Regions from separate parts of the Homo sapiens genome. Here region 1 is linked to region 2. A link is an interaction called in ENCODE POLR2A ChIA-PET data of the cell type or tissue named here. Cell type or tissue: A673. All regions are shown on one strand. Links, peaks and the distances in the headings refer to the core of each region. The heading gives the core; the rest is flanking DNA.

Region 1 (8,283 bases), core at 1,551-6,550, 370 kb after region 2:
TTTTATTATTTTGTGTTTTTTTTTTGTTTGTTTGCTTTTTGAGACAAGGTCTTGTTCTGTAGCCTGTTTTTTGAGACAGGGTCTCGTTCTGTAGCCCAGGCTGGAGTGCAGTGGTATGATCTTGGCCTTACTGCAGCCTCTGCCTCCTGAGCTCAATTGATCCTCCTGCCTCAGCCTGTTGAGTAGCTGGGACTACAGCTGCATACCACTACAACTTGCTAATTTTTGTACTTTTTGTGGAAATGGGTTTTTTCCATGTTGCCCAGGCTGGTCTCAAACTCCTGGGCTCAAGCCATCCAACCAGAAGTGCTGGGATTACAGGTATAAGCTACTGCCCCTGGCCTGGTTTGGGTTTAGTTTTTGAGTGAGGTTTTAATAGACTTGATCTTTAAATTCTTTCAGACCTCTTGAAGAATAAATAATTAATGAACAAATAATATATATGTATCATACACTTAACCAGTTGAACTACTGATACTTGTGTTCAAAATTAAGGTAATTATAATAACCAAAAAGTTGAAACAACTCAAAAGCCCATTATGTAATGGATGGATAAGTAAAATATGGTATATTCATATACAATGGACTATTATTTGGCAATGAAAAGCATATATTGATACATGCTACATTATGGATAGATGTTGAAATGTTATGCTAAATGAAACCAGGCATAAAGGCCACACATTATATGATTCCAGTTATATGAAATATCTAGAATAGGTAAATATGTAGAGACAGAAAGTAAATCAGCGGTTGGCAGAGACTGGGGTCAGGGTAGGAGGTGCTGGTGGGGAGGAATGGCGAGTGACTGCTAATGGGTATGGGGTTTCTTTAAGTGCAGAAAGATACTTGTTAAAAAAAAAAAAAAAAGGAGATGAACTAAGTCTCGTTTCTTGTTTTCATGCCCTGTTTGGCGAGAGTGTGTGTATATTTAAACAGTTTTCATAAATTTTGAAATGATGGGGAAAATAAATTTTTAGAACATGGTTGGGAGGAAAACCGAATTTAGAAAAATGTTAGTATATAGTCATTTTTTCCTAGTGGGAGATTTCCTATAATATATATTATAGGAATATAATATATAATTCCTATTTCCTATAATTTTAATTTTAGGAACACAATATATGTAATCCAGTTGCTTTTAAAAATCATAATTTTAGTATGATTCAATATGGTTTATTCAGAAAATTACAAAATTTCTAATAACGAATTTGTTAATCATAGAAGCATTTGGAAATGCATATTAAATTTGGTAGTGCTTGAAAATTCATGCTTCCTTCTCCCATACATTGTGCAAATGCTTCCATATGTTATTCACCATTTGGCTAAAGAAGAAAAATCCAATTCATTTGCTAGCTTGAGTATAAATATTAAACTATTTCCATATAAATCCAGTGACATTGTTTGCCTCGCTGTAATTCTGAAGCAACTTGGGCTACAATGCTTAGATTAGGTGATTTTACCACACAACATCAGGTGAGGGGAAATTCTGTTATGTTTTATTTAGGTTTGGAAAATAATGCTATTGATAGATCATGACAGGAACCTGTAGTATTATACCAACATACGTTAATAGTTTCAAAGTCACAGAGTCAGGAGGAGGTGAGTTTCTCCTTCCTTCCCACCTCAGAACCATGGGATTTGGTCTGTCCTGACCTTTCTGAGCAAAGGAGATAATTTTGCTTATTTTTTGTACTTTCTAGAATAAATGGACAAAGCCTGTACTTTTCTGTTTTAAAACCTTGTCTGGATGTCCAGTGTAACTGTACCAATCTTTAATTTGTAAGGTCAGTGAGAAGCTGCTGGTAATCAAAGAAGACTGAACAAAACACAGCCCACCCACTCATACCACACCAGACATGGATTTTGCTTTTGTATGTTAGAATTGTATTACTTGTTTAAAAGCAGAAACTTGGTTTAGGGGAAGAGGAATTCTATTTGGGAGCTAAATGCTATAGAATTCTTATCTCTGATTGATCCTTCTATGAATGATTTACCTTAACAATTTTCAGCTCTTTACTACTTTTATAAGCACATTTATATTGTCGAAGGTCTATTAACTGTACCTTTGGATGCCTTGTTCAGAAAATAGTGTTACTTTTAATTATTTAGGTTTGTAAGAAGTATCTTTTGCTACTTAAGGTGTAGCATTTTCTGGTCTTCAAAGGAGCCCTTGCTCATGGTTGTACTGCTGGAGAGCACATTTGTGGTTCCCTGGAGACAGCATCAAAGACTCCAACAGCAGCTGTATCAACAGAGATGTGTTTGTACATTATTGTGATTTAAAAAGTACTTTGAGGATTGGGCATTTTGCAACAAAATACAAGCTTTGTTCTCTGGAATAGTAGGGGATTTGGCAAAATTACTTCAAAAAGAAAAGGATTTTGCACTAAAAAGTGAATAATTCTAATTCTTCATCTAGTAAAATAATTTCATCCCAGTAAGTAGTGTTTTTAGTCCCTCATTATTTGACACATTTGACCATTTAAATATATGGTATTTATTCACCAAAGATGCCATTAAATTTTCTTTGTTTCATGGTTACTAACAGCCTGCCTTGTACATTTTGGCCAGAAGAGAAGAGATAAACCCCAGTTTTTATCAGCTATAGGCCTGAACTCTCAACAGTAGACTTGAAATCTTTTTCTCTACCTCTCCCTTCCAACACTTTGGTGACCATATAGCAAAAGAACTAAATGTTTCTTGTGTGGTTATTAGTTATCTTCTGTTCATATGAATTTGTAGTAGCTTTGTCAAGGAACCTTTCAAATTCGATGAGTACTTTTCTGTTGAGTATGATCCTAAGTGATTACATTTTCATTTAATTCCTTTCTCTTAGGAGAGCAACGCTTTATGAAATTTATACATTTAAACTAATATTCTTAGATGCCTATCAGTGGGGAAGTTTTCATTGTCTTAGTGAAAAAAATGAAGAGTGGGAATAATTTATTTTCTTCAGAACCACCAAAATGGGACAGAAATCCTGATTTCCTGATCCTAGTGAGATCATCTGCCTTTTAGGCTGCTTCAAAGAATGTTACAGATTGTCCAGGTTATGAAGCTCTTAAAAATTTGTACAGATTTTTAATGTATGCTGAAATCATAAACAATGACTGAAACCTCAGTTTTTGAAAATTCCTAAGGAATTGATTGATTTTTTTTTTTTTTTTTGAGACGGAGTCTTGCTCTGTCACCCAGGCTGGGGTGCAGTAGCATAATCTTGGCTCACTGCAACCTCCGCCTCCTGGGTTCAAGCAATTGTCTGCCTTAGCCTGCCAAGTAGCTGGGATTACAGGGACCTGCCACCACAGCCCGCTAATTTTTTGTGTTTTTAGTAGAGACGGGGTTTCACCATCTTGGCCAGGCTGGTCTTGAACTCCTGACCTTGTGATCCACCCACCTTGGCCTCCCAAAGTGCTGGGATTACAGGCGTGAGCCACTGCGCCCAGCTGGAATTGATAATTTAACTGGTTATTTTCTGGCTAGAAAACAATGTATACTTTTGTAAAAGTATTCTTTTAATTATTTTTACCTTATACAAATGAAATTAAATTCATACTTTTCTCCTTAAACATCGTAGACTGAACAAAACTGCTTGGTAATTTACTTGATGATGTGATATTATTCTTTTGCTTTAATATACCAATAGATCCTTTTTTCCCTCTAACATTTATTTAATACTTATTGTAGGCTAGGCACTGCTCTAGGCATGATACTGATGTAGTCATTTACTAAATAGTCTCAGGCTGCAGTGTTTTGAATTCTTGGCTGAATTGAGCATAATGTTAAGAACACGAATTCAGGAACCAGACTGTTAAAATTTGAATCCTGGCTCTACTGCTGATATGACATGTGACCATAATATGACATGTGACCCTATACCATAATACTGGTAAACACCTAAAAGAACAGTAACTTTTTAATACCAATGAAGTTATTTCTTCAGTTGTCCCCTAAATGTCTATAACCCTTCTTTGCCTCCATTTTTGCATCTGTACGTGGGGTCAGTGATGTAACCTACCTCATAGGGATTGTTATGAGGATTAAAAAGAACACATAAAATGTTTGAAATAGTGCCCCACACATAGTTGCTATGTAAAGTTATTACCACCACCAGGAATACTGTTATTACTATGACTTCACAGTGCTGTCAGCCAGCTTGCCCCATCTCCTCTTTAAATTTCTCTAATCTAGGAAAAGACAACCAAACTAAGGGTAAAATGAGAGTAAATTGACTGTATGAAGCCTGAGATTTCCCACAAGAAAACATGCTGTGTATACCTTGGCATTACATTTTGGTTGCTGAGAACTTTTGTTTCTTAGACAAGCCTTTAATAGGCCATGCTTATAAATGAATCTTGAATAAGAAAAAGTATGAGATAAAGTTCATTTTAATAAATAGGACTTATTTTTTAGGGAAAAAGATCTTGAAGAAGCTCTGGAAGCAGGAGGTTGTGATCTTGAAACGTTGAGAAATATAATTCAAGGAAGACCGCTGCCTGCTGATCTGAGGGCCAAAGTTTGGAAGGTAACTAGAAACTAAAATGAATAAAATGTAATCACTGAAGAATAATATTTTTAAAAGTTTGTTGCTTCAGATGTCTTAGTTGCAGAAAACTTTATTACCTTATGAGCATGCCGCATCTAGATTTATCAAACAGCAGCTTATTAAAATGTTTGTTTCTGTAGTGTTTGGTATATTTAACAATAATGGCTTAGATTTTGGAATGTAATATATGCTTTTGTAGCCATTAGAAATGGTGTTTATGGGGCCAGGCACAATGGCTCATGCCTATAATCCCAACACTTTGGGAGGCTGAGGCAGGCAGATCACCTGAGGTCAGGAGTTCAAGACCCGCCTGGCCAACATGGTGAGACCCCATCTCTACCAAGAGGCCGAGGCAAGAGAATCGCTTGAACCCAGGAGGCGAGGCTACAGTGAGCCGAGATAGCGCCACTGCACTCCAGCCTGAGTGACAAAGTGAGACTCCATCTCAAAAAAAAAACAAAAAGAAATGGTGTTTATGAAAATTTTCTTGAAACAAGATACAATCAGTGAGTAAAATAGGATGTATATTTGCAGATACAGAATGATCATAACAATGTTAAAAATAAAAAAGGAAGTATGCCTCTGGCTGTTGGGTTATAGGAGATTTTCCCTTTGTTTTCCTCTATTCAGCTATTCTACAGTTCATGTGTATTATTATTTTTTAAAATTTTGAATTAAGGCATTGTTATGATTACAAAAGAAATACATATATTTGTGGAAATATATACAGCATAACAACCACAAAGGATAAAATAAAAATCTGTTACCTACCACCTATAGGTAAAACAGATGAGGTCTTGGTGCTTACCTTTTTACCTTTTTGCCCTATGCACATATGTAACAGAAATGGAATTAAAACTGTACACAGCATTCTGAGCATTTTATTATAGAAGTTTAAGCACATGCAAAAGTGTAGAACTTGTATAATGAACTCCCATGTGCCCATAACCCAGCTTTAACTGGTATCAACATTTAGCCAGTGTTGTTTGATTAGTATCCTCATCCTTTCCTCCCCACCCAACTCACTGGATTGTTTTAAAGCAAATCCTTGCTAGCATACTAAAAGTCTGAAACGTTTAAAAGAATGGTAATTCCTGGCTGGGTACAGTGGCTCACACCTGTAATCCCAGCACTTTGGGAAGTTGAGGCAGGTGGATCACCTGAGGTTAGGAGTTTGAGACCAGCCTGGCCAACATGGTGAATCCCCATCTCTACTAAAAATACAAAAATTAGCTGGGCGTGGTGGTGGGTGCCTGTAGTATCAGCTACTTGGGAGGCTGAGGCAGGAGAATCACTTGAACCCGGGAGGCGGAGAGGTTGCATTGAGCCGAGATCGTGCCACTATGCTCCAGCCTGAGCAAGAGAGCGAAACTCAGTCTCAAAAAATAAAAAAGACTGGTAATTCCTTAATATCATAAAATAATTTCTTCAGTTGTCTCATACATGTGTTTTTATGGGTGATTTGTTTAAATTTGAATTCTAGTAGGTCTACCTGTTGCATTTGGATATGTCACTTAAGATTCTTTAAATCAATACAGTTTATTTTACATTTTAAAAAAAACCTTACAAAACAGTGAAAACATTTGCTCAATTTATTAAGTATTCTTTTGTATAATTTTAAAATGTACATGGCACAGATGTACTTTTTCTTTGCCAGTACATTCTGTTGTTTTTACATTAAAAAAATTGATTGTGTAAATTTACATATCTAAATATATAAATATTTTGGGTAATTTATTGTATTCACTAAATCAACATGAAGAAATATCTAATGTAGGAGGACTTAAAATAATTCTGCTGGTTGTGACATGACTAAATACTCAACATTTGGTGGAGTATGGATACCTTAATTGTAATCTTTGTTATTATTTTTAAATTCAGGCCTTTAATTATTACAGCATATTTTCCAAGAATGAGGAATAACATATGAAGCTAGTCACTTTTTAAATCTTTCTTCCAGATTGCTCTGAATGTTGCAGGAAAAGGTGATAGTTTGGCATCATGGGATGGTATTTTAGACTTGCCAGAACAGAACACTATTCACAAAGATTGCCTGCAGTTTATTGGTAAGCTGAATAATCACTTTCAAGCAGAGTTAAATTTTGGAAATAATTTTTGGGTTGAGGAATCACTCTTCAGAATAATCTTATAATTTCAGAATTTGTAAAAGGCTTGTAAATAGCTTTAGAACTTTTCTTTGGAAATTCTTATGAAATATTGTCTATTAATTTTAAGGGAGCCTAGTTTTGACTGGGTGCAGTGACTCACACCTGAATCCCAGCACTTTGGGAGGCCAAGGCAGACAGATCACTTGAGGTCAAGAGTTCAAGACCAGCCTGGCCAACATGGCAAAACCCTGTCTCTACTAAAAAATACAAAAATTAGCCAGGTGTGGTGGTGGGCGCCTGTAGTCCCAGCTACTTGGGAGGCTGAGGCAGGAGAACTGCTTGAACACAGGAGGCAAAGGTTGCAGTGACCTGAGATCACACCACTGCACTCCAGCCTGGGCACAGAGTGAGACTCTATCTCAAAGAAACAAAAAAGATAACCTAGTTTTTACTGTTTCTTTTGCATTATATGTTAGATTTTTCATGTACATTTATGGGTTTGTTGTAGTCTTAAATTTGATTTTTATATAATTAAAGATCTATATGATTGTATGCAGCCCTCAAAGGGGAGCTTTGTTCCAAAAGTTTATCTATAAATCATAGTTTGTGGACTGCTGTAGAGAAACTACTATAAATTGTGATTGAATAGGTTTCCAGTCACCCCACAACATCTATTTCATTTCACAATGTGGATGAATTTAGTTTATACTTCTTTTAAATTCATCTCTAGTGCATTGTATTTTTGTTTCTCTTTCCATCATATTTTAGTTAAATTATTAGCTTGATAGGCCTATGTGTGGTAAGCACAGCAGAAACATTATTGCTGGTGTGGACAAAAGAAAGAATTTGATAGTGGAGAATGAATTCCTTTCCCTCTTCTTGCCAAAATTATAGCAACAACTGCCCATCATGGAGTAGGTGATAATCTGTTTAGAAAACCCTTTTGCTTCCCAGGAATATGGGCTATGCCTATCTTTACCTATCCCTTTAATTCAGATTGGCCATTCTTATGTTTGACATATATATAGATCAGGTATTACTAAGTGCTAATGTTTAGTAAATACTGAATGTATAGAAGTCTTCTGTTTCTTTCCCTTCTCTCTCAACAGACTAGGTAAGAAAACATGCTTAAGTGAAACTGTTATTCTTAATTTTCTTTAAATTTTCTTTAAACTGTCTTAAAGTTAAAAGACTGTTAGAAGGCCAGGCACAGTGGCCCATGCCTATAATCCCAGCACTTTGGGAGGCCGAGGCAGGCAGATCACCTGAGGTCAGGAGTTCGAGACCAGCCTGGCCAACATGGTGAAACCCTGTCTCTACTAAAAGTACAAAAATTTAGTTGGGTGTGGTGGTGCTTGCCTGTAATCCTGGCTACTCGGGAGGCTAAGGCAGAAGAATCACTTGAAATCGGGAGGTGGAGGTTGCAGTGAGCCAAGACCGTGCCATTGCACTCCAGCCTGGGTGACAAGCTAAACTCCGTCTCAAAAAAAAAAAAGGCTGTTATAAAGCGTTTTGACTGTGTGTTTTCCTTGGGTTTTGGATCTGTGAACCAATGATTGTTAAAATAAGTATAAGGGAAAATATACTTTCATGTAGTTTCACTTTGTCTTTCTCTAAATGCACTAA
Region 2 (8,657 bases), core at 2,167-7,166:
ACTCTGAATGGTTTCATGGAGCAGAACGACTTTTAAGTTTATTTAAATAATATTTAAGTTTATTTAAATAATGTTTAGATAATTTAAAACTTGTTTGAATAATTAGAGTATATTTAAACCTAAATAAACATATTTTTGGGACTCTTACTGTTATTTAGACTTCAACAAATACACAGAGTTGGTTAGCATATACTGGAAGCAGCCCTTCAACTCAGATCTTCAGCTTCTTGTACTCTTAATACTTTGTCACGTTATCATAGTGCTGATGGAATGGTGTGGAATAGTTATCTTAACTACCTATTACCCTTTTAATTTTCTTTTTTATTTTTTTTGAGACAGAGTCTCACTCTGTTGCCCAGGCTGGAGTGCAGTGGCGCAATCTCAGCTCACTGCAAGCTCCACCTCCCGGGTTCATGCCATTCTCCTGCCTCAGCCTCCCCAACAGCTGGGACTACAGGCGCCCACCACCACGCCCAACTAATTTTTTGTATTTTTAGTAGAGACAGGGTTTCACCATGTTAGCCAGGATGGTCTTGATCTCCTGACCTCATGATCCACCCGCCTCGGCCTCCCAAAGTGCTGGGATTACAGACGTGAGCCAACGCACCTGGCGTACCCCTTTATTTTGACATCTGCAGCTCTTTGCTGAACATAACATTGCACCCATAGCTTCCACTGTTTTTTCACATTATGTGTACTTAAGCCAAACCATATTCCTTGCTTTTTCCTGAATTTGATTGCTCTTTTTGCCCTAATCCCCTTCCCTTATGCTATTAAGTCCACCTATAATGATTTTTGTGTTCCCTTCTCTTTTTCTCCTTGTCTGAACTATGTCTGTCTTTTAATGTGCAACGCTAATGCTATCTGGATCCATTAGGAGATCAAGCCATTCCTGATCCCCTAATCAGTGATCACCTCTTTTTCCACCACCTGAATGCTTTTCTCCTCCTGAGGGCAAGGGCCATATGTGTGATCCAGTGCCTGGCACATGGAAGGAACTCAGTAAGCATTTTGAAATGAATGAATAAATGAACTAGATGATAAGTAAATTTTTCAGGTACTGAAACTGTGTATTGAATATTTGTAAATATTGATCTGGTCATGCAATGAGCATGGCCAAGGATTTTTAAACTGTCCAATTGTTTTTGTGTCTTCTCTGTCAGTGAAGTTCTAACTCGGCAGTTCTGAATCAGCAGAATTTCTGTGCTGTATCACTTTCATCTTCCATAACATAGCCCATGCAGCTGGATATGTCAGTACAAATTGCTGACATAGTATGTCCATTACCTAATTTGACCTTTTAGCAAATAAGACCTTTCTATTATAAAGTGAGAAGAGGTATATGTGGAAAAAGAGATGCTATTTTCTATTGAAGGCAGATGATTTGACTTAGACAACTATGTGACAACTGGCTTCACTCGTGTTCTCTTGGCATCTTAAAAGAACATTTGAACCATATTTGAAATACCATTATGTTCCTATCTGCAAGTTCCACTGTTGGAGATTCTCATTCAGTATGTTTGGGGTTGGGCCCAGGAATCTATACTTTTAAGTGTCTCCCCAGGCAATAATGATGATCACTTAGGTTTGGGAACCACTGGCAAAGAAGTGTTAAGAGCTCAGATATGAGAGTCCTTGAGGCCTAATTCTCCTCTCCAGTTACTAGCAGTGTGATCTTGGGAAAGTTACTGTCTTTGAGCTTCTTCAGGGTGATTATCTGAATATTATGTGGACAATAATATTACCTCCTTTAAAAGGTTGTTAGGAGGATTAAATGAGATAATCTACTGTGCTTAGCACAGTGTTTGACAGTAAATATTTAATTAAATGTAATTGTTATTATCACTAATTATCAAGTTATTTACAAGAGACCTTTCTTTGTATTTTTTGTATAGAATATACAAAATAGAATCTACCATCTACAAAAAAAAATTCCTATTGTGTGTGTGTGTGTGTTCTTTCTTTTAATGGGAATCTTAATTAGCTTCAGGGATTTAGTTAAAATTCTGTGTGAGATTACTCTGACCCCATTTACTCTTTGTGAATAATTTACCAGTTAACAACTCTATACTTAAAAAAATTATTGGAGAACCTTTGTGTGTGCATGTGTGTGTGCACAGGCCATCAAAGGAATGCTTACCTGGAAAATGTAAGAACCAAATGTTCTAGTGCAGCATTTCTTGAACAAGTAGATGGCTAAAGTGTCATAATTTAGGAGCTTCAAGTTGAGGCTATGGGTGAAAGACATGCAGGGAGACACCTGTTTCAAGTTCTGGCCTCTTCTCATAAAATTAATTTTCTGTCTGATCCAATACCAAACAGAAAATGGAGCAGAGGTACTCTGAGCTAGGGTTTGGTGGTGCTACCTGCAAAATAAATTGAATTTTGATTGTGTGTATACACTGTACCATGTGCTTGTGTATGTTTCATATATATCCATGTAGGAATGATGTGGAAGCCTTGGGTCAGGTGAGGGGGTCTGGGGTGTGGGTGGAGTCATGGTATCAAAAGGAGTTAGAGCCACCCCTTGTACAATAGTTACTTGTTAACAAATTTGTGAATAATGAAAAGTCAAATTTTCCTGCAGACATAATCATTCATGGCAAGGGCAAGATTTCTTTTAGGTGAAGCAGAAACTCTCTAGAGTAAGAGAATGAGTAGATTTACTTGAAAAATCTTTGCATAAAGAAATAATAATACTGCTAATAATAGGGTATCAAGTGTGTCATGTTTTTCATCATACAGATGAAAAAAGTCCATCACACTGCTAATTTTATTTAACTCATAATAACTTAAAGTTGCTATCAGTTATAGTTAATTTAGATAACCTCAGTGTATATTTTGCCACATTTTTATTCCATTTCCATTCAACTGCCTATTGAATTCTGAAATTGCATGGAGAGTAGGTGATGAAAGTCACAGTCTGCAACCCCTTTCCTGTTCTTTCACTTGAGTGAACCCTTCATATTCAGAGTTCATTTATCATTGTCAACAAGAGCTGTTGTCATCTGACCAAAATGAGTGAGAAATTTCAGTTCTCGGGGCAAAATGTGTATTCAGAGCTGAAATTTTGTTTAAGAATAAGGCTGATTACTTAACAGTGAAGGGCTTCAGTGTGGGGTCAGCTCACCCTCATTGCACTTTCAAGTATAATATTAGGTATTCTTAGATGTCCAGAACCTGTGAAATTCTTAATAGAGTTGGTTTATACGTAATTTCTATTCTTTGACTTACAAGAACTTAAATCTTGTCTAAAAACCTGTATGGATTTCAAAGGCTTAGAGAGGATTAAAAGGCTATAAAAATTTAAATAACTTCATCCAGTGAGTATGTTTACCTAAATGTGTCATCAAACTTCTCAGCTTTCTGGTTAGAAAACTGGTTTGGGACACACTGACTCACACTGTCGACTGATAGAATGCAAACACATTCAGAATTCTCCTGGCAAGACTAATGTAACAAAAACAGGGTTCTGTGAGCTTTTAGAGGTGAAATGTTTCATTTCTTTAATAAATCTTCCTATCACTGAGAGCTTTTAAAGTAAACAAACACATGTCTTCACAGTTGTTAGGTGCTAGGTGAAGTGGCAGATGCATGTTGTTATATCCAGTACCCCTTACCACTTTCCAAGGAAACAATTTTTGTAGGTAACCTGGGGAGTATTATGTTTTAGCCCTTAGGCTGAAAAAAAGTAATACGCTATAATTCTAACTATTATCTCCATATGTAAATAAACATTTTATGGGGTTTATATTTTCCCTTTGGCCTATAGATCTCAAATTCTTTGCCCAAATAGTTACCCATACTCTTCTCAGAACCCTCATGCAAGAAAGTAGATAACTAGAATATTTATGCCCATTTTATAGATGGAAGCATCAACACATAACTAGTGTTATTTTTTTTAATGTTGCCCAAGAAACTTGGGCCCAAACTCAAACAATGGCCAAAGGCAGTTATATTCTCTAAGTAAGGTTAGCTGAGCAACCCTTTTCAAGGATGAAGAGATGGAGACTGGCCTGTCTTCTTGGCAGAGCTCAGGTTACAGTTGAAATAAATAGACGCTCCTGTTTCTTTCTCTTTTCCAGTTGGTTATATCTCATTGCCGTTTGTTCATTCACATGTTGCTGTAATTAGCCAATTTTAGGCTAGGCAAAGGGATTAGGTAGCGCATTACACACCCACATCTCCCTTTCTGGGATTTAGGATGAAATGAGATTTATTTTTCCATTTGCTTCAGCCAAATGGAAATGTATTTCTTCAATCCTATTTGGCTGTAAAGTAAGTTTTTATCAGGAAGTTGTACAATAATGGATAATGTGAAATCCATTTCTCTTGGGTGTTTTGCTCGTAATAGTTTTCTGGTTGTTGTTTTTGTTATTATATATTATATAATATATATTATATGTTATTATAACAAAATAATAAGTATTATTATTGTTAAGTTGTTTCCAAATTTGACTCTAGACACACTTAACACAAGGCCTGTATACACTCTAGGTTCTCTAACAACTTGCCAGTGGTGGGTTGAGATTTTTCTGCATGACGAATGTCTCATGGTCTCAGGATAAAGGGGAAATCCAAGGTTGTGGCATACAGGGTCTGTATGCCCTGGCTCTAAAATACTCATCCTCACCCGAGGCTTAACTCCATAAATTTATCTTTTTAATGTACCTGTGAGTGCATTTCTCTGCCTGCTAAGTCTACTCAGCCTTGAAGCTAATTGCTGCCTGCTGGGAAACCTTCACATTCGCTCCCTGCAGAGCTAATCCATCTTTCTAATCAGATCCTTGAGCACTCTTGTACATGCCTCTGTTACAGCTCACAATTAATTAACTCATTCTACTTATGTTTCCACCTGGGCCTCAAAGACAGGATCCATGTCTTCTTCATTATTTTTTTTTCCTAGTTCCTAGTTCCAAGCATAGTGTTAAGTTAAATGAAAGAATGGATAACAAATATCCCCCATTTTCTCTCTTTTCACATATAACCAAAATGTTCGTTCTCTCTTTTTTTTTCCAGCAAATAATCATTTGCTTTCAGTTCCAAGTCTTTATTCTTTGCTTCCTAATAACATTAAAAGTTTTAATTTTTAGAGTGTTAAGAACACAGTGAAACTTTATCTCATGAGAAATCTACATTATCATCAATAGTTTTATATCTATCTTGTTGGTCATTTAAATCAATCAAGTTATACATCCATACTGACCTTTTTGGTTTTATTCAGCCATAAAAAGGAATGAAGTATACTGATACATGTTACAACATGTCTGAACCCTGAAAACATTATTTTAAGTGAAAGAAAACAGGGACAAATAGCTACATCTTGTATGATTCCATTTATGTGAAATGCCCAGAATAGGCAAAACCATAGAGACAGAAAGGAGATCAGTGGTTTCTAGCGGCTGTAGTGTCACTGCTTAATGGGCACAGGGCTGCTGCTTCTTTTTTCTGTTTTTCTTTTGAGACAGGGTCTTGCTTTGTTTCCCAGGCTGGAGTATAATGGCGTGATCTCGGCTTACTGCAGCCTTGACCTCCCTGGACTCAGGTGATCCTCCTACCTCAGCCGCCCAGGTAGCTGGGACTGCAGGTGCATGCCAGCACACCCAGCTAAATTTTGTATTTTTTGTAGAGATGAAGTTTTGCCATGTTGCCCAGGCTGGTCTCAAACTCCTGGGCTCAAGCAGTCCACCTGCCTCAGCCTCCCAAAGTGCTGGCATTACAGGCATGAGCCACCGCACCTGGCCCACAGAGCTTCTTTTCAATTGACAAGTAGTATTCCATTACATGGATATACCACAGTTTTGTTTATCCATGCCTCAGTTGATGGACATTTGGGTTGTTTTCACTTCTTGACTATCATGAATAATGCTGCTGTGAATATTTGTGTACAGATTTTTGTGGACATGTGTTTTCATCTTCTTAGGTGTGTACCTAAGAGTAGAATTGCTGAGTTGTATGGTAACTGCAATGGACTGAATATTTGTGTCCCCCCAAACTCTTATGTTGAAATCATAACTCCCAATGTGATGGTATTAGGAAGTGGAGCCTTTGGGAGATAATTAGGTTTTGAGGTTAGAGGGGCATTCATGAATGGAATTAGTGACCCTCATAAGAACTTTCTCACCCACTTTCCACCACGTGAGGAAACAAGGAGACGACAGCGGTTTACAACCCAGAAGAGGGCCCTTACCAGAATACTTCTAGCACCCTCATCTCTGACTTCCACCTTCCAGAACTGTGAGAAATAAATTTCTGTTGTTTACAAGCCACCCAATCTCTGGTATTTTGTCATCACAGCCCCAGCGGACTAAGGCAATAATTCTACACTTAACTTTTTGAGGAACTGACAGACTATTTTCCAATGCACCATTTTACATTACTACACAGCAGCATATGAGGGTTCCAGTTTCACATCCTTGTCAATACTTGTTATTATCTTTTTGATTAAAGTTATCGTAGTGGATATGAAGTGGTATCTCTCTGTTACCAGTGATTAACCTATTTCTAAAGGAAAGTAGAAAGTAAGAGGCATTTGAAGTTACTGAGAATCAATTAACCAAAGAATGTTTAATAGGAAATAAAAAGGATACAATCTAAAGCTCATAAGGTGGCCTGGCTAAATGAATTGCATCTATAAAATTGAATAATATGCAACCACTTAAAAAAAGAATAGAAAAAGTATTGTATGATCTTCATGAATTGCTGATATATGCTTGTAATAATCTTTTTAAAGATAAATACAAGAAACTATTCATGGTGGATTATCTTTGAGGAGTAGGAAGTGAGAGCAGGGCTATGTGCGTGACCCTGAAGCATATATGCAAGATATAGTGTGAAAAAGCTGTGAGTTGGAAATTACTTATTTTTAAGAAAAGAAAAAACGTAGAAAACACATATTCAGTCTCATGAATCTTGCTAATGCGTTTCTTCTGAAACATCTTCTGAAGCTACAAGTTTGTCAGGCATCTCGGATATTTCAGAGTGTTACTGAGAAATTCATGGAAATAAATGGAGTGTATGTGTATGATAAGTAGGGAGGAAATTTAAAGAAGTGAGGATTGGCAAGTAGAAATTGAGTTAAATAGGAAACTGATAAAGAATTCTCAAACACTCCAAACTAACTGAATTTAAATTAGAGAGGGAATTTGGCAAAGTGGGCCTTAGATCCCACTATTTTCAACAAATCAGACTTTTCAGGACCATGTAGGGCCAGTACTGAGTGTTGTGAGCTGTTGCCAAATATGTCATGTGGTGAGAAAGGTAAGCCAGGATCCTGGATTTGGACTCTAAGACTTGATATAGGATATATGAAGGAGGAAGCCTCAGACATTTCAGAGAATGAGCAATGGAAGTTTTTTTATTTTTGGAAGACCAGTGATGCTAGGCCATGAGAACCTGAATTTGATAGGGAAAAGGAAATATACTGAAATTATATTGACAAGGTGAAAATACTCTTTCAATAAAATGTTATAATCTTTAAGTGTGTTTTTGATATGTTAGATTTTTTTTTCCAGAAGTAACACATCTCTAAACAAAGCCCAAGTCAGTGGGAAAGTCTGATTCATGTCATTAACATTCACTTTATACTCTTTACAACATCATATCATGTTTAAATTGAGGTCAGATTCAAGACTAGTCTCAGGTAAAGTTATAAAGTAAGAAATTGGTTCTCTTCTTCATTGTTAGTAATGGTATAAATATCTTTTACAGAAGGCAGTTTAGCTATAGGTTTTATAACTTAAATAGGTTCATAACTTTTGACTTAGCAATTTCACATATAAGAATTCTAAAACAATAATCAGAAAGGCATAAAAATTCATTGGAATGTGAGGCCATTCAGGATAGAGTTCTTTATACTAGTGACAAAGGAGGAATATAAATGCCCACAACAGAGAATTTGCTAAATAAGTTGTGATGCACCTGTGTGATACAGTAGTATTCATCTACTTTCATTGTGATGTAGAGTAGTTGGTGATTTGGGAAAATGGTCATGATGTTTTTGTTAGTGAAAAAATATTGGATATAAAAACTGCAATGTATGAATTGAGTGAGTTGTTTTTAGTGATTAGTTAATGTCTCTGATGTGTTTAATCTTAAAATCCCCTTTTAGGATCATTTTTTTTCTTCTAGCTCCATGATAAGGGCACCATATGCTCTTAATTCTGCCTTCTTGGGGATAGTCCCAATGCTCTTAAGCTCATTCTGCTTTCCTCATCAAAATGGGCTTGTCTTATATCCCATTCTCCCATGACCATGCTAACCGAAGGGAATGAATCCAGAAGCTAATTCATGATGAGAGATTAATGGAAAATAATAGATTAAAATGTAGCCAACTTTTCCTACATTTCATTCACTCATTCAAAAAAAATATTTATTTTACCTCTCCCATACTCTTGGTCCTGTGGAAGGGGCTGTGTAACAAAATATATCAAAAGTAAGCCCGCTTACCTTAGAGTGGGAATATTTGATTTTTCATAATAACTTTAGACAAGAAGATGCAATTAGTGTGAGGATTTTTGACAGTGGCAAGCCAGAGAAGCATTGGAGACTTTGGATGTACTTAAAAACCCTCACTTTGGTTCAGTCTTGATTTCGCATATTTGGAAGGCTACATTTTTCATAATACCACCAAACTAACATTTCTGTTTCTCTAAGTA

What was found. ChIA-PET counts read pairs that join two places held together with the same protein. Peaks named below come from ENCODE experiments on the same cell type or tissue, not always from the same donor. Only the 100,000 strongest peaks of a DNase experiment are listed, where the experiment ranks them.
Region 1: POLR2A ChIA-PET joins it to region 2 with 9 read pairs; 6 of 35 experiments call an interaction of 5 or more read pairs at or near these places.

The regions. Positions count from the first base shown.
Region 1 is chr3:100,275,233-100,283,515 of GRCh38, forward strand. TBC1D23 (TBC1 domain family member 23) reads left to right here. Exons shown (of 19, transcript NM_001199198.3): 2 at 4,417-4,528; 3 at 6,510-6,615. Among named protein-coding and RNA genes, the nearest start is that of TBC1D23, 18 kb to the left of the region's middle. In A673, for the core only: no CTCF peak of the experiment used is centred there; no DNase peak of the experiment used is centred there.
Region 2 is chr3:99,906,934-99,915,590 of GRCh38, forward strand. The region is part of intron 1 of CMSS1 (cms1 ribosomal small subunit homolog); the gene reads left to right. The region is part of intron 4 of FILIP1L (filamin A interacting protein 1 like); the gene reads right to left. The region is part of intron 1 of LOC105374010 (a long non-coding RNA gene); the gene reads left to right. Among named protein-coding and RNA genes, the nearest start is that of MIR3921, 53 kb to the right of the region's middle. In A673, for the core only: no CTCF peak of the experiment used is centred there; a DNase peak (open chromatin) is centred at 4,118.